Regions from separate parts of the Homo sapiens genome. Here region 2 is linked to region 1. Evidence: chromatin loops called from intact Hi-C (ENCODE). Cell type or tissue: PC-9. All regions are shown on one strand. Links, peaks and the distances in the headings refer to the core of each region. The heading gives the core; the rest is flanking DNA.

The links. A loop is a pair of places that touch in the nucleus more often than their neighbours do. Peaks named below come from ENCODE experiments on the same cell type or tissue, not always from the same donor. Only the 100,000 strongest peaks of a DNase experiment are listed, where the experiment ranks them.
Region 2: it touches region 1 in a loop (2.1-fold over the local background); 3 of 110 quality-filtered maps call a loop at or near these places.

The regions. Positions count from the first base shown.
Region 1 is chr3:170,287,429-170,300,041 of GRCh38, forward strand. It overlaps PRKCI (protein kinase C iota), which reads left to right. Exons shown (of 18, transcript NM_002740.6): 13 at 4,426-4,513; 14 at 5,955-6,080; 15 at 8,483-8,562; 16 at 9,876-9,965; 17 at 11,567-11,682. Among named protein-coding and RNA genes, the nearest start is that of SKIL, 64 kb to the right of the region's middle. In PC-9, for the core only: no CTCF peak of the experiment used is centred there; no DNase peak of the experiment used is centred there.
Region 2 is chr3:170,366,373-170,378,985 of GRCh38, forward strand. The region is part of intron 2 of SKIL (SKI like proto-oncogene); the gene reads left to right. Among named protein-coding and RNA genes, the nearest start is that of SKIL, 15 kb to the left of the region's middle. In PC-9, for the core only: no CTCF peak of the experiment used is centred there; no DNase peak of the experiment used is centred there; H3K27ac peaks cover 734 bases.

The DNA.
Region 1 (12,613 bases), core at 1,450-9,449:
ATGTATCATTCTGTTATGTAGCATCACACGTTGATTCTGTTTACTTTTCAGCATTTTTCAAGTTGTTATTTTAAAATGTTATGTTAAATGTGGTTACCAATTGCATTACAGTACACTAATGCATTTTAATAACATTTTAAAATGTTATTTTTAAATAACACCTTTAATGGAATCACTGCATTGTTTAAACAATCAAAATGGGCAGGGTGTGATGGCTCACACCTGTAATCTCAGCACTTTGGGAGGCCCGGCAGGCAGATCACTTGAGGTCAGGAGTTTGAGACCAGCCTGGCCAACATGGTAAAATCTTGTCTCTACTAAAAACACCAAAAGATTAGCTGGGCATGGTGGCACACCTGTGGTCCCAGCTACTCAGGAGACTAAGGCAGGAGAATTGCTTGAACCTGGAGGCAGAGGTTGCAGTGAGTGGAGATTGTGCCACTGCACTCCAGTCTGGGTGACAAAGTGAGACTCTGTCTCAAAAAAAAAAAAAAAAAAAAAAGAAAATCACAAAAATGAATTAAGACTTTTCTCTTGGCCGGGTGCGGTGGCTTGCACCTGTAATCCCAGCATTTTGGGAGGCCGAGGCAGGCGGATCACAGGTCAGGAGATTGAGACCATCCTGGCTAACATGGTGAAACCCCGTCTCTACTAAAAATACAAAAAAATTAGCCAGGCGTGGTGGCGGACGCCTGTAGTCCCAGCTACTCGGGAGGCTGAGGCAGGAGAATGGCGAGAACCCGGGAGGCGGAGCTTGCAGTGACCCGAGATCGCGCCACTGCATTCCAGCCTGGGCAACAGAGTGAGACTACGTCTCAAAAAAAAAAAAAGGACTTTTCTCTTTTTGTCTTTCTTAGTCTTTTGTTACTCTTACTGGAAAATAATATTGGCTTCTTATACATTTTCATTTCTTACAGGGATCCTCAATCAAGTTAGTCAAGGTGTTTCATAAATCTGAGATCTTTATCGAGTAGGTCTTTAAATCAAATGTCCTCCTACCTCCCTTTCTGCCTTTCCTCCTTCTCCAAGAGCTGCCTAGGGCGGGTGCAGTGGCTCACGCCTATAATTCCAGCACTTTGGGAGGCCAAGGCAGGCGGATTACTTGAGGTCAGGAGTTTGAGACCAGCCTGGCCAACATGGTGAAAACCCATCTCTGCTAAAACCACAAAAACTAGCCAGGTGTGGTGGCGAGTGCCTGTAATCCCAGCTACTTGGGAGGCTGAGGCAGAAGAATCTCTTGAACCTGGGGTGGGGTGGAGATTGCAGTGAGCTAAGATCACACCACTGCACTGCACTCCAGACTGGGCAACAGAGTGAGACTCCGCCTCAAAATATATACATATAAAATAAAATAAAAAATAAAGCTTATGAGAAATTAACCCTCCAAAAGTTTGAATGCTCTTTTATGACTTAGTGTCAATATTTAACTTACCTGAAGCTTGACTTCATGCAAGTGTTGGATGAATTTCTTTATAAAGATTGCAGAGGATAGTGATGAAAACTTGAATTAGTATCTTTAGAGTTATGTTTGAAATATTTTATGAACGTTGATTTTATTAAGTGGCAGCCTTTCGTGGTTTTATGAACTGATGTGCCTTTAAGTGTTTTTTTCATCAACAGAGGAATTCTAATAATATCTGTTATGCTGCAGAAAACTTAGCAAATGGACCTACATTCTGACATTCAGTCAACAAGTGAATGATTAAGCATAGCTGTTACAAGTTAACAGACTACATCTCTTACCTCTGACTATTGTACTGAAAGTACATGTCATTTTTCATGAGAATGTATTGCCGTTGCCAATAATAGAAAACAATAAAAACCATATTCATATTTCTAAAAATAGCATATAATATCCCTTTTAGAAATCATTTTAAAATTCTTGGAGTCACAACATATTACTAAATATTTCTTCTAGATGTTTATAGCAGTGTTATATATAACAGGGTGAAATTTGAAGAAAAATATGTTCACCATGCCCAGAATGTCTCTGGAGGGCCACATAATAGTGGTTGCCTCTAGGGAGCTGGAACTGGGTGAGTCAGGGACAAGAATGGAAGGAAGGGCCGGGCACAGTGCTCACGCCTGTAATCGCAGCACTTTGGGAGGCTAAGGTGAGTGAATCACCTGAGGTCAGGAGTTTGAGACCAACCTGGCCAACATGGCAAAACCCCATCTCTACTAAAAATACAAAAAGCCAGAGGCTCGGCACAGTGGCTCACTCCTGTAATCCCAGCACTTTGGGAGGCCGAGGCGGGTGGATCACTTGAGGTCAGGAGTTCGAGACCAACCTGACCAACATGGTGAAACCCCGTCACTACTAAAAATAAAAAATTAGGTGGGCGTGGTGGTGCATATCTGTAATCCCAGCTACTTGGGAGGCTGAGGCAGGAGAATCGCTTGAACCTGGGAGGCAGAGGTTGCAGTGAGCCGAGATCGCACCATTGCACTCCAGCCTGGGTAACGAGCGAAACTCCATCTTAAAAGAAGAAAAAAAAGCCAGGCGTGGTTGCATGCACCTGTAATCCCAGCTACTTGGGAGGCTGAGGCGTGAGAATCACTTGAACCTGGGAGACAGAGGTTGCAATGAGCCAAGATCACGCCACTGAACTCCAGCCTGGATGACAGAGCGAAACTCGGTCTCAAAAAAAAAAAAAAGGAAGGCTTGAGTTTTGTGCTGCCCCTCTTTTTTGGTTTAGAATTTTGTACCGTATAATCTATAGGAAAGTGGTTAAGTTCTAGGTACATATGTTCTGTTGAATTTCATATAGTTGTTAATATTAGAAAGTCTTCGGTTGTGTAGGAAATGCTTACAAAGTTTTAAAACATGCTTAATTATGTATGATTCAGTTGTCTTTAGACTTTTTTATTGTTGATTTTTTTTTTATTTGCCTTTTGGCCAGAGAATGGTTTGAATATTAGTTCATTGGAATACATTGAGATTTCCTTTATGACCTAATATATGGCCAGTAGCCCATGTGTACTTAAAAGGATATATAATCTTTACATGCAGGGAGTCTCTCTCTCTAATGTCTCTCTTCCTTCTCCCTCACTCCACACACACATATAGACGTACATATATTCTACATGTATATGTATTTTGTATATATATATATATATTTTAACTCTAGCTTTTTTCCAAATCTTTCTCTGCCTACTGATTTTTAGTATGTGTGATCTATCATTTTCTAATATAGATTATTCTCATATTAACTTCTCCTATTATGATTGGAGATTGTGAAATTCTCCTAATAATTTTGTCCTTTTTTACTCTTTGTATTTTGAGGCCATGTTGTTGAGTGTATGCAAGTGTATATTTGTTACAATTTCTTGGTGATTGTCCCATTAATTATTGGGTAGTTCCTTTACTCTGCCTGTTAGTGTGTTTTGCCTTATTTTTTTTCCATCCTACAGCTATTAAAATACAGGCCCGGCATGGTGGCTTATGCCTGTAATCCCAGCACTTTGGGAGGCCGAGGTGGGCAGATCATCTGGTCAGGAGTTTGAGACCAGCCTGAGCAACATGGAGAAACCCCATTTTCTACTAAAAATACAAAATTAGTTGGGTGTGGTGGCACACGCCTATAATCTCAGCTACTCTGGAGGCTGAGGCAGGAGAATTGCTTGAATCCGGGAGGCGGAGGTTGCAGTGAGCTGACATTGTGCCATTGCACTCCAGCCTGGGCAACAAAGTGAAACTCTGTCTCCAAAAAAAAAAAAGTGTTCTTAGGAAAAATAAACAGAAGGAAAATATTGTAGTCTTATCAATGGTTGTATTAGGAGGTGAGATTTAAAGTGCTTCTTTTCTTCATGAAATATGCCTTATTCTACTAATATTAAAATTTTGTTATTAAATTTTAACTTGTATGTAAATTATTTTAAATTCAAGTCGTACCTTAATTGAATCAACTCTAGCAACATCTAATGAGGACAGGTTTTCTTCAAGCTATTTAGTGGTGATCTGTGATTTTAATAATAAAGGCAGTTGCCAGGCATGATGGCTCATGCCTGTAATCCCAGCACTTTGGGAGGCCGAGGCAGGTGGATCACTTGAGGCCAGGAGATCGAGACCAGCCTGGCCAACATGGTGAAACCCTGTCTCTACTAAAAATACAAAAATTAGCTGGGTGTGTTGGTGCATGCCTGTAATTCCAGCTACTCAGGAGGCTGAGACACAAGAATTGCTTGAACCCAGGAGGTGGAGGTTGTAGTGAGCTGAGATCGTGCCACTGCATGCCAGCCTGGGCGACAGAGCAAGACCCTGTCAAAAATAATAATAATAATAAAGGCAATTGTTCTAGTGATGTTAAGTGAGCTTAATGTATCACTGCAGATGCTGAACTTATATGATAGGTGAAATAGAAAGGGTGAATTTAAAACAGAACTTTTTATCTCATTCTTTCTTTCTGTTCTTTTTAATAAAAGGAAGGATTACGGCCAGGAGATACAACCAGCACTTTCTGTGGTACTCCTAATTACATTGCTCCTGAAATTTTAAGAGGAGAAGATTATGGTAATAAATAAATTGGTGGTATTATTTTAGCTATTGCTAGATGGGTGGTAAAATGTGGTACCAATTGCATTACAGTACACTAATGCATTTTGACGTGATCTTATTAATATAAGGATTCTTGATCCTGTTAAAAACTACATGGAGAGTCCCAGACTTTGAAATCGAGACAGTGGGACCTTGGCAGTATTTGGGGGTACCAAGCTGAATAATATTTTATTAGTGGCAAACACTAAACAGTAGCAGGCACTATTCTAAGCAGTTTACATATATTAACTAAGTTAATCCTCTTAACAACCCTGTGAGGTAAGTACTATTAATTCTCCTTTTACAGTTGAAGAAACTGACATACGGAAAGTTTAAATAACTCGCCTAAGGTCAAGGATTCAGAACAGCACCCATGTGACTCCAGAGTCATGAACCCCTGGAAAATTTTTCAGATTTCCTGGGATATTTGCCCCAGGAATCTGAAAGATGGTGGAAAGATTAACTGTATCTCAGGCACCCGAAGATACACTTATCTTGAGAAAACATTTGACTTTTTGGGTTTTGGCCCTCTGCCTTCAGCAGATATAAAGGACAATGTGGTACTTGTGAGAGCTGCTCAAAGTCTGAATCCACTGTCCTTCACTGGTCTTTATCAGCTAGCAAAAGATCAAGTTTAAGACCAAGGAGGCAGGAGAATGGCGTGAACCCGGGAGGCGGAGCTTGCAGTGAACCGAGATTGTGCCACTGCACTCCAGCCTGGGCGACAGAGTGAAACTCTGTCTCAAAAAAAAAAAAAAAGCCCCTGTCCACACCTCCAGCAGTTGCCAACATATAGCCGGGCGCGGTGGCTCACACCTGTAATCCCAGCACTTTGGGAGGCCGAGGCAGGCGGATCACGAGGTCAGGAAATCGAGACCATTCTGGCTAACATGGTGAAACCCTGTCTCTACTGAAAACACAAAAAATTAGCCGGGCGTGTTCACAGGTGCCTGTAGTCTCAGCTACTCGGGAGGCCGAGGCAGGAGAATGGCGTGAACCCGGGAGGTGGAGCTTGCAGTGAGCCGAGATTGCACCACTGCACTCCAGCCTGGGCGACAGAGTGAGACCCCATCTCAAAAAAAAAAAAAAAAAGACCAAGGAGATTACTCTGAAATACAATTTAATTATATCCTCAACACACAATATTAGATATTGGGCATGAGTCTGAAAGTAGAAATACATGGAGAAAGAAAGTTTTTTTTTCTCATAATTTTATTTTTAAAATTATCTTTTAGGTACCTACCCTTGTTGATAAATGAAGCATTTCTATAATCTTCAGTGCCTACCATGATAGTTGGAATGCATTTAGAGTTTACTTTTTCATTGTTTCTTTTTCCTTTATGTGATAAAATTTCCAGTTACTAACTTTCAAGAATGCAAAGTGTATAATTTATTGCTTTAAAATTTCTTTCTGAAGGTTTCAGTGTTGACTGGTGGGCTCTTGGAGTGCTCATGTTTGAGATGATGGCAGGAAGGTCTCCATTTGATATTGTTGGGAGCTCCGATAACCCTGACCAGAACACAGAGGATTATCTCTTCCAAGGTAATTTGGAGTATTTTACAGAGATTCTCTGAGAAAAACCTATTCTAGAGTACAAATGAGAGTGATTCAGGTTACTACTTTGAGTAAGAAAAATGAGCATAATCTGGAAAATATAATCCTGACTGGTGGTATTAGGTTTTGTTGTTGTTTTTGTTTGTTTTTGAGACAAGGTCTCACTCTTTTGCCCAGGCTGGAGTGCAGGGGCGCAATCTCGGCTCCATGCAACCTCCACCTCCCTGGTTCAAGCAATTCTTCTGCCTCAGCCTCCCGAGTAACTGGGATTACAGGCACACTCCCGAGTAACTGGGATTACAGGCACACACCACTATGCCCGGCTAAATTTTGTATTTTTAGTAGAGACAGGGTCTCACCATGTTGGCCAGGCTGGTCTTGAACTCCTGACTTCAAGTGATCTGCCCACCTCAGCCTCCCCAGCATGCTGAGATTACAGGCATGAGCCACTGCACCTGGCCTCTGTGTATTAGGTTTTGATGTTTTTTAATACATTCTTTCTTTTCTATAGTCTTCACTCCTGTTCACAGTTACCTTCTCATACTCAAAATCATAACAGGGGTTATTTAGAATTATCCATCACAAACAGATTGGAGAAAGGAATCCTGTGGCTAGAGAGATAATCTTTACACAGGGACCCTGAGGCTGAGTGCATAAGTTCAAGAACAGTATGAGGGGAAAATAGAGCACCAAGATGATGAGTGATCAAAAGATGGGGAAAAAAGGCCCCACATCAGGGAATATACAGAATTGACAGAAACAAGCAGACAAGTGCAGGGACCTCTAGCACAGAATCCAAAGAAGTATGAAAACTACTATAAAATTCTACATTTAATAATTAAAGCCATCACAGGATATAAATAGGCATTTCATGCCCAAATGGCCATGGAATATGTGAAAAGACATTCAGTCTCACTAGCAATTAAGGGAATGCACATTAAATGTTAATGAGTTACCATTTCATATCGGTACATTTGATCAAAATATTAAAGTTGGGTAATACCAGTGCTGGTGAGGATGTGGAGCAACTGGAACTCTTCTAGACTGCTGGTAGGAATGAAAACTGACACAACAGCTTTAAAGAATAATTTGGCAGTGTCCAAAAAAATTGCATATTATATATGCTAAGCATTTTACAAATGTTAACTCATTTAAACCTCATAACAATCCTATGAAGTATTTTTTTATTCCTATTTTACAGATGAGGAAACTGAGGCATAATTAGGTAGTCAAAGAATAAGACATTCATGTAAATGATAAATAGTATTCAGATTAGAGGCTTTCTCTGAGAAGATGGGAAAAGAAGGGGTTTAGGAAAGTACAGGAGGCACTTCAGTTATATATGTAATATCTTATTTTTTTTCCTGGAATGCCTTAAATATCTTATAATAAAAATTTAAAGATTGCACCCAGGCATAGTGGCTCACATCTGTAATCCCAGCACTTTGGGAGGCCGAGATGGGCGGATCACTTGAGGTTAGGAGTTTGAGACCAGCCTGGCCAACATGGCAAAACCCCGTCTCTACTAAAAATAAAAAAAAATTAGCTGGGCGTCGTGGCGGGCACCTGTAATCCTAACTACTCAGGAGGCTCAGGCAGGAGAATCACTTCAGCCTGGAGGCGGAGGTTGCAGTGAGCTGAGATCGTGCCACTGCACTCCAGTCTGGGCAAGACAGTGACACTCTGTCTCAAAAAAAAAAGAAAAAAGAAATTTAAAGATTGCCAGGTGCAGTGGTTCACACCTGTAATCCCAGCACTTTGGGAGTCCAAGGCAGGAGGATTGCTTGAACCCAGGAGTTCAAGACCAGCTTGAGCAATATGGTGAGACCCTTATCTCTACAAAAAAATTTAAAATTAGCCAGCCATTGCTGGGCGCAGTGGCTCACACCTGTAATCCCAGCACTTTGGGAGGCTGAGGTGGGCGGATCACTTACCTTCATGAGGTCAGGAGTTTGAGACCAGCCCGGCCAGCATGGTGAAACCCCATCTCTACCAAAAACACAAAACTCACTGGGCATAGTGGCACACGCCTGTAATCCCAGCTACTCAGGAGGCTGAAGTGGTAGAAGCACTTGAACCCGGGAGGCAGAGGTTGCAGTGAGCTGAGATCGTGCCACTGTGCTCCAGCCTGGATGACAAAACAAGACTCCATCTCAAAAAAAAAAAAAAAAAAAATTTAGCCGAGCGTGATGGTGGCGCCTGTGGTCCCAGCTACTTGGGAGGTTGAGGTGGAAGGATTGCTTAAGCCCGGGAGGTCAAAGCTGCAGTGAGCTGTGATTGCATCACTGCACTCCAACCTGGGCAACAGAACAAGCCCCTTTCAAAAAAGAAGAAAAAAGATTAAAGCCATGTAAAAGTTAAATATAATACTATAATTTTTATCTTTCTAGTTATTTTGGAAAAACAAATTCGCATACCACGTTCTCTGTCTGTAAAAGCTGCAAGTGTTCTGAAGAGTTTTCTTAATAAGGTATAAATTGTGTATAAGAATATTTTGTGATTTGTCTCTTTCTATATATATCAAACTGGTCAGTAGCGGTTTGGGAAATGTAAAATTCCAAAACAGTAGAGAATGTAACTTTTTCAGTTTGACCCAGAATTTGTCTCTTACCCAAAGAGTAATTGACAGCATTAGATCCTGAGATAAGTTAGTTGTCCTTTCCATTTTGGCAATAAAATTTACTCCCCAGCTATATATTACATAATTTTTGTGTATGTGTAAATAATATATACCATATTCTCACATAGGGGAAGAGTTAATCTTTGGGTTTAGCCATAATTGTACTTTGAACTCTGTTTCCATTTTCTCTGTATCATTATCCATAGAATCTATTTATTACCATGTACTTTTTGAGCACGTGGGCCGCAGTGCTCCCTACAAATTCTCATGTCAAAAATGCTATAATTAGGTAAGATTCGGAAGAAATGAAATGCTATCTTTGGCTCTTAAAAATGTGAACATCATTCAATTGTTTGTTGCTGTTGGTAGGCTAGAGGAGTTTTAGGATCTAGGAGTGTGGTCTTGGCAATTATAAATTCTACTTTAAATAAATGGTATGATAGAAAAGTTGATGTACATTTACCTTCTAAGGTAAATAGATAAGATAATGAGTTTTAATAAAATAAGAAATTGAAGCCTTTTAAAAAATGAACAATTTATGTGAGGAAAGATTTAAACTTGAAACCTAATTTTTCACATAGTGAAAAATGAAGGCAAGAGGTGTTGATATGCAAAATAAAATACCTTTTATCAGAAAGAAAAATGGGAACATATTCTCATTCATAGTGATGAATAAGCCAAGACTTTTTATAAGTTGCAGGCTCCTCAGTCCAGTGATTCAGATAATGGTTGTATCATTGTCTTACACAGGTGGTGGTTTGTTGCTATAATTGGGCATGGGGATTTTAAATTAAGCTAAAAACAAACTTCTCATGAAGTTTGGAGGTTTGCATGTTTTGACTCTCACACTAGGTCATGCAAAGAAATGGCTGGGTGCTGTCAAATGATTCTGCTGTTCTCTTTTTCCTCCTGTTTTTCTTTAGCAAGGAATTGGTGATGATTCTCTGTTTTAATTACATGATGGGTGGAGAAAGTGCCTTGAGGAATCACAAGTTTCAAATAACTCAATTTGTTCTGGAGTTGTACTTTCTAGAAATAAAAGGTAGACCATTCCAACTTCAGAAATAAGAGTATCATGTGAGGGCACACAACACAGATCACAAAGATGATTTATTTTAAAGCATGACATTCACCCAATTCTTGAAACATTTCTTTCACCATAGGACCCTAAGGAACGATTGGGTTGTCATCCTCAAACAGGATTTGCTGATATTCAGGGACACCCGTTCTTCCGAAATGTTGATTGGGATATGGTATGTAAATTTTGATTACTCAACTATTAGGTTTCATTATTATCTTGGGCCAATTTTTTGTTGTTGTTCTGTTTGTTTTTAGACAGAGTCTTGCTCTGTCACCGAGGCTGGAGTACAATGGCACGATCTCAGCTCACTGCAACCTCCGCCTCGCGAGTTCAAGCAGTTCTGTCTCTGCCTCCCTAGTAGCTGGAATTACAGTCACTCACCACCATGCCCAGCTAATTTTTGTATTTTTAGTAGAGATGGGGGGGGTTTCACAATGTCGGCCAGGCTGGTCTCGAACTCCTGACCTCAGGTGATACACCCACCTCGGCCTCCCAAAGTGCTGGGATTACAGATGTGAGCCACCACACCCGGCCTATCTCGGGCCAAATTTTATTGTCTTAGCTAACATATCACAGCTTTAAAAACTTAAAACCACTTTCTAAACTGCTTTTTAGAAAACTTTTAAAACAAAAAAAAAATTCAATTTTTTTTTAATTTATTATTTTTTTTCTGAGACGGAGTCTCATTCTGTCACCCAGGCTGGAGTGCAGTAGTGTGATCTCTGCTCACTGCAACCTCCACCTCCTGGGTTCAAGCAATTCTGCCTCAGCTTCCTGAGTAGCTGGGATTACAGGCACACGCCACCACGCCCAGCTAATTTTTGTATTTTTAGTAGAGACGGGGTTTCATCATGTTGGCCAGGCTGGTCTTGAACTCTTGACCTCAAGTGATCCACCCGCCTCAGCCTCCCAAAGTGCTGGGATTCCAGGGGTGAGCCACCATGCCCAGCCAAAAAATTGAATATTAATGTAATAAAGCAGGTTGTAATGTTATTAAGGCCCATATCAATGTTTATACTTGTTTTTATTTTTTTAGGAGAAACAGTCTCAGTCCGTTGCCCAGGCTGTAGTGTAGCTCACGACAGCCTTGATTGAACTCCTGAGCTTAAGAGATCCTCCTGTGTAACCTCCCAAGTAGCTGGGACTACAGGCATAAGCCATGGTACCCAGCTAATTTTCAATTTTTTTTTTTTTTTTTTTTGAGATGGTGTCTTGCTCTGTCTCCCAGGCTGGAGTGTAGTGGCACAATCTCAGCTCACTGCAACCTTCGCCACCTGGGTTCAAGCGATTTCTCCTGTCTCAGCCTCCAGAGTAGCTGGGATTACAGGTGTGTGCCACCACACCTGGCTAATTTCGGTATTTTTAGTAGAGACGGGGTTTAGCTATGTTGGCCAGGCTGGTCTTGAATCCCTGACCTCAGGTGATCTGCGCACCTTGGCCTCCCAAAGTGATGGGATTACAGGCGTGAGCCACTGCACCCAGCCAATTTTTAATTTTTTTATAGAGATGGGATCTTGCTATGTTGTCTGGGCTGGTCTTGAACTCCTGGCCTCAAGTGATCCTCCCATCTCAACCTACCAAGCGGTTGGGATTACAGGCGTGAGCCGCCATGCCCAGCTCATATTTGTAAATTATGTTCATCATTGCTAATATCATTGAACCATGCTTCAGGACTCACTTTAATAAGGTAAACAATGAGTGCAGAGGAGAACTGTAGAGGTGGAGTTTTTCTAAGAATACAGACTTGAGCTGTCATCCAGTATGTCTTTTCAGATGGAGCAAAAACAGGTGGTACCTCCCTTTAAACCAAATATTTCTGGGGAATTTGGTTTGGACAACTTTGATTCTCAGTTTACTAATGAACCTGTCCAGCTCACTCCAGATGACGAGTAAGTAATTCTGTACACTGAAATTTTTTTTTAAGTTCTTTGGAAATCCCATTTTTAGTGACTATGCAATGTTTCATTATCAGATTATACTATAATTTTTTTATTTTCTATTTTATTTCATTTTATTTTATTTTGAGATGGAGTCTCGCTCTGTTGCCCAGGCTGGAGTGCAGTGGTGCAATCTCGGCTCACTGCAACCTCTGCCTCCCAGGTTCAAATGATTCTCCTGCCTCAGATACCCTGAGTAGCTGGTACTACAGGCGCGTGCCGCCACGCCCAGCTAATTTTTGTATTTTTAGTAAGGACAGAGTTTGCCATGTTGGCCAGGCTGATCTTGAACTCCAGACCTCAGGTGATCCACCCACCTTGGCCTCTTAAAGTGCTGGGATTACAGGCGTGAGCCACTGTGCCCGGCCTATACTATAATTTATACAACCATTCAGTTACTGGTATTTGTATCTACTGTACCATTATAAGTTTTAATAGTAACTGTCATTTTCTCCTTTGCTTTATAGTGCATTATCTTATTTTCACAACAACTTTGTAATCTAGTTACTGTCATCTTCGTTTTACAGATGAGGAAACCAAGGCTCAGAGAGGTTAAGCAAAGTTACACAGCTATCAGGTGGCAGAGTCAGGATTCAAACCCAAATCTGACTGACTAAGGCCTGTGCTCTTTCTACCACGCTGCACTGTTTCCCATTTGACAAGGACTGTCTTTGAGTTCCTGAGTATTGCCTTAAGATAGATTCCTAGAAAGAGAATTAGGTCAGAGGGTATTAACATTTTAAAGCTCTTGTATTGCCAAATTGCTTTTTTTAAGAAATTACATTGAGTTATTAAATCCAGCCATCAGTGATCTGGTATATTTTTTGTGCTTATACTTCATCTTTTAAACATGTAGTTTGGAATAATTGGGAGATATTTTGAT
Region 2 (12,613 bases), core at 2,736-10,735, 80 kb after region 1:
GCCATAAGAAATATACTTGATTTTAGGCCAGGCGCGGTGGCTCATGCCTGTAATCCCAGCACTTTGGGAGGCTGAGTTGGGTGGATCACCTGAGGTCAGGGGTTCGGGACCAGCCTGGCCAATATGGTGAAACGCCATCTCTACTGAAAATACAAAAGTTAGCAGGGGATGGTGACACACGCCTGTAATCCCAGCTACTTGGGAGGCTGAGGCAGGCTTGAACCCAGGAGGTGGAGGTTTCAGTGAGCCGAGTTCACACTGCCCTTCATCCTGGGTGACAGAGTGAAACTCTGTCTCAAAACACACACACACACACACACACAGACACACACACACACACACATACTTGATTTTAGATCTGCCTATGTTGTTCTACAGAATGTTGTCAAGTTACTTACCTGATACGAGCTTTTTGTGTTTTTTATTGGAATAATCATTATTTTACTTTAAACTGTATAAATACATGCAAACATCACATTCCTGATTCTTTTTCACATCTTCAGTGGATATTCAGCAAAATCAGAAGTAGATCAAATATATGTAAACAAAAATAGAAAATTAAAATAAATTTGATCTAATTCTAATTTTGTTGAATATTACGTTTGTATGAAAAAAAGATCAACAGGCAAATTAATCATTTGTAAATAAAATTTGAAGAGTAATGTTTACTTAAGATTATTTTCAAACATATTGGAAGTGGTCATTTGTTGTAGGTGATTCTTCACTTTTTTTGTTTGTTTGTTTGTTTTTTTTGAGACGAGAGTCTCGCTCTGTTGACCAGGCTGGAGTGCAGTGGCGCGATGTCAGCTCACTGCAAACTCCACCTCCCAGGTTCACGCCATTCTCCTGCCTCAGCCCCCTGAGTAGCTGGGACTACAGGTACCCATCACCACGCCTGGCTAATTTTTTCTATTTTTTTAGTAGAGACGGGGTTTCACCGTGTTAGCCAGGATGGTCTCGATCTCCTGACGTCGTCATCCTCCCAAAGTGCTAGGATTACAGGCGTGAGCCACTGCGCCTGGCCGATTCTTCCCTATTGTAGCATGTGGCTGACAGTCTCCACTTTACTAAGTTAAGAACTATATATACCCTTTTTTTTTTTTTTTAAATTGAGATGGAGTTTCGCCCTTGTTGCCCAGGCTGGAGTGCAATGGCGCAATCTTGGCTCACTGCAACTTCCGCCTCCCAGGTTCAAGCAATTCTCCTGCCTCAGTGTCCCTAGTAGCTGGGATTACAGGTGCCTGCCACCACACCCAGCTAATTTTTTGTATTTTTAGTAGAGATGGGGGTTTCACTATGTTGGCCAGGCTGGTCTCGAACTCCTGATCTCAGGCAATCCACCAGCCTCAGTCTCCCAAAGTGCTGGGATTACAGGCGTGAGCCACCGTGCCTGGCTAAAATTTAAACTTTTAACATTTAGACTGGACTACTCTTAGGTAAGTAAAATATTTTAGTTTTTAATCTACTTAGGGGGGAAAAATCTCTATAGATTACTTATGATACAAACAGATGACCTAAAGATAGCAACTTAAAAAATTTTTTTTCCCTGAAAGCGTATTAGCCGTTTGAGAGTTTAATTTTGCATTTTCGTTTCACTTCTTCATTTCTGTAGAGATCATTGGAGTAATAATAGTACAAAATATTTCTCCCCTCTTGCAAGCTTTTAATTATACTTGTATTAGGCAGCGTATTTGTCAGTATAAACCTAATTGAGATAAGGAACAGTAGAATGGGCAACTACAAAGAGTTGTGTTGGGACAGAATGTGATCTAGTAATAATTGTGGTGGATTTGATGGTGATTTGCTACCCCAGTGATACAGATTATATTTTGCAATTAGCAAAATTTTTGATCAAGTGGGGATAAGTTGAGAGTCAGATGAAGTATTTGTGCTCATATGAGGGACCATTATGAATACTTTTGTCTAACTTTCTAAAATTAGTAACTGTTCCCACTAGTTTACAGAGTATTTTTTCTATTTTTTTGGAACCGAGTTCAAAGCCTGGCATGTCAAAGGCACTCAATTAAATTTTTCTTTTTTTAACTGAATAGATTTTTGAAAAATAACACTAAACTATATTTTAGAATATTTGGATTTTCTTTTAAAGATGGCTTAACCTTTAAACAGATACAATTTGCACATAAACTGTTAATATAATTCATCAAACAAGAGAATGAGCATTTTGGAAGTTAAGAGCCTTTACTGCAGAAATGTAGGATGGTATTTCAAACTACTATTGAAATATTATGTATTTGAGGAGTCCTCCTTTCCTCATTTTCTTATCTAGAATTATATTTCTGAGACAAACAAGATAACTGAATGTTGGGTTCAAATGTATCTCATTTATAGTTTTTTTTACACAGTAATTACAGTAGTTGGATATTTGCTTACTAAAATGAAGTGTGCAAGAAGAAAGTGTGAAACAGTTTTTTTATTATAGAAGCATTTTCTGAATTATTTCATTATTTTCGACTTGTTACCCAAAAAGATACATTGATTGGAGATAGTGCCCATTCCATTTATTCGGTTGATACCACATTGGGGTTTTGAATGATGGAGACCAATACAGACCTGCTTAGATTGGATAAGGTTTTGTTTAGTGCCTTTCTCATTTTTTACAAAACGACTTTTATAATAACTTCAGAGTAATCAAGTTTTTGGAGCTCATTCTGTTAATAACAGGATATGTGGACCCTCCCTATCCCTGGCATTTTTTTTTTTTTTTTTTTTTTTTGAAATCTGTAGAGTGGCTTTGCAAATAGTGCCCCCTGTGGTTTAGGAAATAGAGCCTCTTTATTTTTATTATTAAAAAATAGAATTGTTAGCATATGATTTTTGAAAGTTAGAAATTTATCCTTTTTGTTTGAGAAATGGGAAAAAACTTAGAAACTTTAAAGAAGAAAAACAAAAAAGAGATGGCCGTGTTTTCAGAGTAGGCCTGGATCATCATAGTCAGCCAGTAGTTTTCTCGTAGCAGTGCATATGTTATCAATTATGCCACTGGGAAACCAAAGAAGTAATCAAGAATTGGGCTAATTTTTTTTTTGATAAGGAGTTTTGCTCTTGTAGCTCAGGCTGGAGTGCAATAAGGCAATCTCGGCTCACTGCAACCTCCGCCTCCTGGGTTCAAGTGATTCTCATGCCTCAGCCTCCCTAGTAGCTGGAATTACAGTCATGTGCCACCATAGCTGGCTAATTTTTGTATTTTTTGTAGAGATGTGGTTTCACCATATTGGTCAGGCTGATCTCGAACTCCGTACCTCAGGTGATCTGCCTGTCTCAGCCTCCCAAAGTGCTGGGATTACAGGCGTGAGCCACCGCACCCAGCGAATTGGGCTAATTTTAATCCCTTTAGAATTCTGGGAGTGGAAAGTGATTGTCGAGCTAGAATTCAGTTTGTTCCTAGTAAAGGGGTAGAACTTGTTTGAGAATAGCTTTGGTAATAGCTTGAATCTGTATTTTGTTCACATATAGAATTTTATTCTACTGGGATTCATATTACATAAAATAAGGATTTTATTAGACTCTAGAAAGCAAAAGAATATATAAACAATGCATCTTGTTGTAAGATGTGATTTGCTTCCGGCTGCGCGCGGTGGCTCACGCCTGTAGTCCCAGCACTTTTGGGAGGCTGAGACGGGCGGATCATGAGGTCAGGAGATCGAGACCATCCTGGCTAACATGGTGAAACCCCGTCTCTACTAAAAATACAAAAAATTAGCCGGGCGCGGTGGCAGGCGCCTGTAGTCCCAGCTACTCGGGAGGCTGAGGCAGGAGAATGGCGTAAACCCGGGAGGCGGAGCTTGCAGTGAGCCGAGATCGCGCCACTGCACTCCAGCCTGGGAGACAGAGTGAGACTCCGTCTCAAAAAAATAAAATAAAATAAAATGTGGTTTGCTTCAATCACTAACTCATTATATTAGGCAGAAAGAATGAATAGGAAAGATATAAAATTAGTTTGAGTCCTTTTGATTTCATGACTTCTAGACTTAAGAGTGGATCATAGAAATATGTAATATTTCTATATATACATATATATGTATATATACAGAGAGAGAGAGAGAGAGCCCCCCCCCCCCCCCCGAGCAGGAGTTCATCTTATAGTCTTACAGTCTTCTTATATCTTACAGTCTTCGAATCTAGAATGTGGTAGATGCCTAATAAAGGTTTGGATAACAGTGAAGTCTAAGTGGCCCTATAAAGTTACCAGTGATTCTCGAAGAGGGAAACAGGTTTAGTTTTAAAACAAACCAGCATTTCGTTTTTATTTGTGATGTTGAATTTATTCTGAGATTTCAAATGGCATTAAAAGTACATATTTTGCATTTTTTATGGGAACAAGGAATTAAAAAGCTTAAGAAACTTACTAAAAGTTTGGGTAACATAGTTTGACCCTGTCTTTACAAAAGATTGAAAAAAACAATTAGCTGGGCTTGGTGGGGCATGCCTGTAGTCCCAACTACTTGTGGGGCTGAGATGGGAGTATCGCTTGAGTTGGGGAGGTTGAGACCGCAGTGAGCTGTGATGGCACCTCTGCACTCCAAGCTTGGGCAACAGAGCAAGACCCTGTTTTTCTCAAAAAAAACAAGACAAAACAAAACTTAATAAAAATGATTTAAGACTTCTATGCTTTTTATAGTCTATGTTAAATTTTTTTGTGTGATTATGAAAACAATATAGGCCCATTGTAGTAAATACTAAAAAAGTACAAAGAAGAAAACACAATTTCCTCATAATTGCACCATGTGATAACTGCCTCTGGAATTTATTCATTTGCGTATGTAATTGTAACTGTGTTTGTGCAAAAGCATTTCTAGAGTGCATAAGTATTAATAAAGGAGTAGTAGGCCTGGTGCGGTGGCTAACGCCTGTAATCCCAGCACTTTGGGAGGCCAAGGCAGACAGATGATTTGAGGTCAGGAGTTCGAGACCAGCCTGGCCAACATGGTGAAACCCCATCTCTACTAAAAATAATAATAAAAAAAATAGCTGGGCATGGTGGCACACGCCTGTAATTAGAGCTACTTGGGAGGCTGAGGCAGGAGAATTGCTTGAATCCAGGAATCGGAGGTTGCAATGAGCGGAGATCGTGCTACTGCACTCCAGCCTGGGCAACAGAGTGAGACTCTGTCTCAAAAAAAGAAAAAGAAAAACAAAAGGAGTAGTTACTGGAATAATACTTTTGGACCAATTTTAAGACAGTTCATTTAGAGCAGTGTTTTTCTAACTGCAATTTGTCATTCATGTAGCCATCTCAAGCAGGGTTCCATAAGGGGAGATTTAAGCACTACAGAAAATGAATTGAGTGCTGGTTTTGTCATTTCTCCCAGTGATCGTACTGGTACCATTCTAAATGCACTGGAGAGAAGGTAATTCATTACATACAATGGATGCCTTGGGGCATTTTAAATTCTCCTGAGAACCTCAATTGAAAACCGCCAGGAGGGTCATGAAATCAATTTAGTGGGTCACCAGCATTAAAAAACATAAAAACCTGAAGTAGAATAAAATGGAAAATAGAGGACATTGCACATAGGAAGATTAATCAATCTCTGTTTTGAAATTGCCAGTTTACATTATTTGAAGGCCAGAATAATCCAGGACTGTAAATTGTTAAGCATATATGCTAAAATGAGATAGAAAAGTAAAGCCTTAGAATTATACAGATTAAAATTTTTGACAAATAGTGGAAAATAATGTGTATGACACTGAGATTTCCATGTAGTTGCAGTATTAAGTTTATTGGGCATCACAGACCTTCAGTATAAAATGTCACAGGATTAACAGGATTTTTATCAGTGTATTTTTCTTCAAGTTCTAAAGGGGATGTTATATTACCAACTTTACATGGCTTTGTTTCCATTAAGGACTCAAAATAATAGTTGCAAAATATTACAAGAACTCGAGCCTTTGCATTTTCTGTGAGCATTTTTAAGTATCTCAAACCTAAAATTGGCTTTGTGAGGTAGGTGGTATGATCTTTCAGCCTGTGGAAACAGCTGCCATTGCTGTGACTCCTGACGATCTGTTTTTGATCAGTTAGTGCAGATGCTTAGATCATACTGTCCCAGTTTTGCATTAATTTGATCAATTCTATTGATTACAGAGAAGTGAGGCCCAAGACTAAGCCTTGAAATCTCTAAGTAGCTATTTGCTACCTTGTAACACTGTTCTGTTTCATTTATTGAAACACTAACTCACAACATGTTGGAAATATTAAGGAAACCTGATAGTGTACTGAGGGATTCTGTTTCTTTTGGTAAGAGTTGTTGGCAGCTATCTGGTAGGGTGTCTTTATACTTCTGAAATCATTTATTGACCACTTGAATGTCTTAGTATTATACACAGCAAAAAGACCCTGATGAGATATATTCACTTCCTGTGTATCCAGTCATATGTTTAGTAAGGTTGCTAATGATTTATTTTGGGTCAGAACAAAGTAATGTGCATTTCATATGCATTATATTTTATTTCTTGTGTAAATAGGCCATTAGGGAGATAGACTATTAAATTTACCAACCTACACTACTGCTTCTGTCTTATGAACACAAATTTAAAAATTAATCTTTATCACTTATAGCACTTTAAAAATTCTGTTTTTAGAAATAATTTTCAATTTTTTTTTTTTTTTTTGAGACGGAGTCTCACTCTGTCGCCCAGGCTGGAGTTCAGTGGCGTGATCTCGGCTCACAGCAACCTCGACAACCTCCACATCCCAGGTTCAAGCGATTCTCTTGTTGCAGCCCCCTCGGTAGCTGGGACTACAGGCGTGCACCACCAGGCCCGGCTAATTTTTTTATTTATTTTTATTTTTTAGATAGTCTTGCTATGTCGCCCAGGCTGGAGTACAGTGGTGTGATCTCGGCTCACTACACCCTCCACCTCCTGGGTTCAAGCGATTCTTCTGCCTCAGCCTCCTAAGTAGCTGGGATTACAGGCATGAGCCACCGTGCCCAGCCTTTATGCCTGGCTAATTTTATATTTTTAGTAGAGACAGGGTTTCACCATGTTGGCCGGGCTGGTCTTGAACTCCTGACCTCAGGTGATCCTCCGCCTTGGCCTCCCAAAGTGCTGGGATTACAGGTGTGAGTCACTGTGCCTGGCCTTCCGGCTCATATATTTGTAAAAAGGCTTAATTCTGATTTTTGTTGGAATTTTGGAATTCCCACTAGTGTTTTGAGGCATTATCTTGGTTTCTTTAGTTCATTAATGTTTGTCATTAGGACTTAATTAAAGATCAAAATAGTAATCTGATGCTGTAATTAAAAATTAGAGTGCCACCTAAAAGCAAGATTTAGTATTTGAAAATAAGTTCCAGCTTGGGCAACATAGTGCAACCCCTGTCTCTACAAAAAAAATTAAAAAAAAATTAGTCAGGCTTGGTGGCATGGGCCAATAGTCCTGACTACTCTGGAGGCTGAGGCACGAGGATCCCTTGAGCCCAGGAGTTGGAGGATGCAGTGAGCTATAATTATACCACTGTTCCCCAGAGCAAGACCCTGTCTCAAGGGAAAAAAAAAATGTCTAAGAATTTTAAAGGGTTTTTTTTGGTACAAATTCGAATACTTGTATGAATAATGCTGAGCAGGTGGAATAGCTTTTGTATTTAGAAAGGAGTGACAAGAAGTTTTTTGTAAATGAAATCAAGCTCTCTAAATTATTTTTCATTATGAGACTGATTAGCATCGTATCACTAAAATAGAGTGGTTCTTCATTAGGAAATCTGATTATCAAAGGGTCACGTATACAGAATAAGCATAGGAAGGTGCAGAAATTTAGAGAAACTTTCATAAAATGTTTCTTAGTTTTTACTTATTTTATATTTTTTTACTGTATATTTTGGAATTGTTTAAATTGTACATTCATAGACATTTGGAGTTTTATGACCTAAGAGGAAAGAACCTTTGGAATGAAATTTTTGTGTCTGAAATTTTGCTTATGTGTTTGAAATGAGGATGCTATCTGTTCATTTTGGGGTAAATAATGATGGGGAAATTGGGTGATAAGAGCATTTTGAAATGTTAAGGCTCTAACTTAAGCTACTAAATGATCCACTTCTTTGGCAAGTTATATAATGTATTGTATTTTAAAATTTAAATACACATAAAAATAAATGATTCCTATGTTGAAAGGTAAGATACCAGGCAGTAGATACTCATAATTTGGTATCTAATTTTTATTCCTGATTAGTAGCATTACTGCTGAACCATTTAATTATATTGTTCTTTTTTTGAAAACCTAATTTGTATGTTGACACAAATGCAGAATAGATGAGAAAATCTGGCATGCCTCTGAATGTTTTGTTGTATCATAAACATTGTGCTTTTCTTAATTGTTTTTAACATACAGTTAGGATAATTTGTTATAAATGTGTTTATGGCTTACCACAGCATATTAGGTAAAATTAGCTTGCAACATTTTATCATGGTTAGTGTTGTGCGTGTCCCCATCATTTGTATTGTTTAATTTATATCTCTGAAAAATGCAGCCTTAGAAACTGTTGGGCTTCCTTGGTGCTTCATGGAGTAGAGGGATATCAAACGTGAAAGAGACCAAGAGTTTTGTGGTAGCAGAATAACCTTGTAAAAGGCTACCTTGGGAATTAATGAGCTGCACTGTCATTCAGAATTCATTCAACAAATAATAGATATTTGATAGATGAGTCCCTACTACATGCTAGGCATATAGTGCTAGGTATTAAAAATACAAAGGTAAGGCTGGTTCTTGACCTCAAGCTGCTGTTTAAGCAGAGGCTGCGTAGCCACTTAACAGGGATTTTAAATAGGGAATTCAGACATTGGCTAGGGGACTATGCTAGGTGATCTTTAAGATTCCTTAGAAGCTCTAGTCTGACTCTTACTGGGTTGGTCAAGACTAGGAAATAAAATAAAGAATAGGAGCTAAGAGGGATGACTGTTTAAAAATAAAGGAATGTGCTAGCAGTTATTTAAGGTGGCACCTGAAGTTTAGAGACACAGAAATAAATAGATGCTAGGTTTGGCTCATGAGTAAAGATAAAACTTACTCTTATAAATCAAACTGTAGGGTTTTGAAATGAACTTGATCAAAATTGAGTCAGATTTCAAGTCAAGGTCTTTGAGCAAATTTAGAATTTGCTTGATATTCTGAAGATTTGAGATTCCAGTATTCATTATAGGAAAAACTTTGAAATATATAAATCAATTTTAGTAATTTTATATTTTTTTCTTTTTCTTTTTTCGAGACAAGCCCCACACTGTTGCCTAGGCTGCAGTGCAGTGGCAGGATCATAGCTCACAGCAACCTCAAACCTGCCAGCTTCAACTGATTCTCCCACCTCAGTCCCCTGAGTAGCTGAGACTACAGGCATGCGTCACCACGGCTGGCCAATTAAAAACAATTTTTTTTGTAGAGATGGGGGTCTCTCTATGTTGTCCAGGCTGGTTTCGAACTGCTGGACTCAAGCAGTCCTTGTGCCTTGGCCTCCTAAAATTCCGGGGCTATAGGTGTGAGCCACTGGGTAGGGCCAATTTTAGTAGTTTTAATTTAAAAAATCTGGAAACAATTGATTTCTTGGGCAGTACATCTAGAATTCTTTCAGATATAACACTTATTTAAAGAGGAGCTTTCTTTGTTTTTTAACAAATGATGTCTAGAAAAGAAATTCTCATTTAATTCAAGCTGATTTTCCTTTTTTTTTTTTTTTTTTTTTTTGAGACGGAGTTTCACTGTCTTGCCCAGGCTGGAGCGCAGTGGCGCAATCTCAGCTCACTGCAACCTCCACCTCCTGGGTTCAAGTGATTCTCCTGCCTCAGCCTCCCGAGTAGCTGGGATTACAGGGATGCACCACCATGCCCAGCTAATTTTTTTTTTCTTATTAGAGATGGGGTTTCACCATTTGGTCAGGCTGGTTTCGAACTCCGGACCTCAAATGATCCACCCACCTCGGCCTCCCAGAGTGCTGGGATTACAGGTGTGAGCCACTGTTCCTGCCCTCAAACTGATCTTAAATTTTACTGATTTGTTAGAATGAACTTATCCTCGTTCATTGACACCTCTTTGGTCATGTAGAGCTGGGGTGCAAAATGTTCTACCCGTTAAGCTACTTTTTAAAAGCATTGTGTTTTTTTAAAAAACTGTTTTCATGAATTGTAAAATGTCTGAAAAAGTTTTGAATCTAAGTGGTATACAGAACATAATTTAGCTATGTCACGTTGACTCAAGAGTTTTTATTTTTTTAACGAGACAGGGTCTGGCTCTGTCACCCAGGCTGGAGTGCCATGGAGCAATCTCAGCTCACTGCAACCTCTGTTTCCTGGGCTCAAGTGATCCTCCTGCCTTAGCCTCCCAAGTAGCTGGGACTACAGGCACACATCACCTTGCCTGGCTAATTTTTGTATTATTATTAGAGATGGGGTTTTGCCTTGTTGCCCAGGCCAGTCTCAAACTCCTGAGCTGAAGCAGTCTGCCCACTTTGGCCTCCCAAAGTGCTAGGTAATATCACAGATGTGAGCCGTTGCGCCTGGCCAACTCAAGATTCTTAAACATTAATTACCATACTTTGTTGAATTGGGGTAGGGGACAATTGAGATATATTAAATTATTTGCCCCGGTCTATGCTAAAGCCTTTACTCAGATTGTCTTGCTTTTTGAAGCAGTTTTTGTGTTTGCATCTTGTAATTTTCCTCTCTCCTTAGGCTGTCAGCTGTCACTTAGCATCTATCATTTAGTATTTCTGTTGCCAGAAGTCAGTTCCCTTTCTTACTGCTATAACTAAGCTATAGGCTGAGGAACTATGTAAATAAGTGATCAGTTTGTTTTATAAATAAGCAGTGGAATTTGCCCAGATTCTGAATATTAGTTCAAAATGTGATGTTTCGTTTTCTGTTTTCCTTTTTTTTTTTGAGATGGAGTTGCACTTTGTTGCCCAGGCTGGAGTGCAGTGGAGCGATCTCAGCTCACTGCAACCTCTGTTCCCCTGTTTCGGTTGATTCTCCTGTCCTCCTAAAGTGCTGGGATTATAGGCATGAGCCACTGTGCCCAGGCCTTTTTTTTTTTTTTTAATTCCACATTTACATATCATGTAGAGACCTTCACTGAATATTCAACTCTTAAATCTTTTAAAAATATTAATTTTTTTCTTATAATTTTGAGGTCTTATTAGTATTTCAAATTCATTGCTCAATAATTCTTTTTTTTTTTTTTTTTTTTTTTTGAGACAGAGTCTCACTCTGTCACCCAGGCTGGAGTGCAGTGGCACGATCTCGGCTCACTGCAACCTCCGCCCTCTGAGTTCAAGCGATTCTCCTGCCTCAGCCTCCTGAGTAGCTGGGATTACAGGCGCCTGCTGCCGCACCCGACTAATTTTTTTTTTTTGTATTTTTAGTAGAGACGGGGTTTCACCATCTTGGCCAGGCTGGTCTTGAACTCCTGATCTCGTGATCCACCCGCCTTGGCCTCCCAAAGTGCTGGGATTACAGGTGTGAGCCACTGTGCCTGGCCTAATTCTTAACAAAAATAAAGATCTCCCACATACATATTTTTTTCTTTTTTTATTTTTGAGACAGAGTCTTGCTCTGTCACCCAGGCTGGAGTGCAATGGCGCCGTCTCGGCTCACTGCAATCTCCACCTCCCAGGTTCAAGCGATTCTCCTGCCTCAGCCTCCTGAGTAGCTAGGATTACAGGTGCGTACCACCACACCTGGCTAATTTTTGTATTTTTAGTAAGACAGGGTTTCACTATATTGGCCAGGCTGGCCTTGAACTCCTGACCTCGTGATTTGCCTGCCTTGGCCTCCCAAAGTGCTGGGATTACAGGCGTGAGCCACTGTGCCCTGCCTATTTTTGTCCTTTAGTTGGCCCTAAGTCATCTCCTGACTGATCAGATTTTAAGATACATATTCTAAGAGCGGTTTCCTTTCTGTTTTCAGCCTGTTTTGTTGAGGGCAGTGGGTTACTTGTCAGATCTCTCCCAGGTTTCTTCATTCTCATTGATTTCCTCCATTAGTAGGATCTCAGTAATCAAACCAGAGTTTGGATAGTTTAGAGTTGATTTTGTTTTAATCACTACTGCTTAACATCCAGAGATCTGTTTGCAGTCCTTAGTTTCTTGGTTCCAAACTGGAATATTGGGACATCAGGCAAAACAGCTTTGCTACTTTCCTAATTTGTTGAATTGGGAATTGGACTCTCTCTCTCTCTCTTTTTTTTTTTTTTTGGAGACAAAGTCTTGCTCTGTCACCCAGGTTGGAGTGCAGTGGCGCGAACTCAGCTCACTGCAACCTCTGCCTCCCGGATTCAAGTGATTCTCCTGCCTCGGCCACCCAAGTAGGTGGGATTACAGGCACTCACCACCATGTCCAGCTAATTTTTGTAGAAACGGCGTTTCTCCATGTTGGCCAGGCTGGTCTCAAACTCCTGACTTCAGGTGATCCACCTCCCTCAGCCTCCCAAAGTTACAGGCATGAGCTGCTGCACCCGACCAGAATTGGAGCTTCTTTTATTTATTTATTTATTTATTTATTTATTTATTTTTTTTATCTTGAGATGGATTCTGGCTCAGTTGCCCAGGCTGGAGTGCGGTGGTGCAATCTCGGCTTACTGCAGCCTCCGCCTCCTGGGTTCAAGTGAGTCT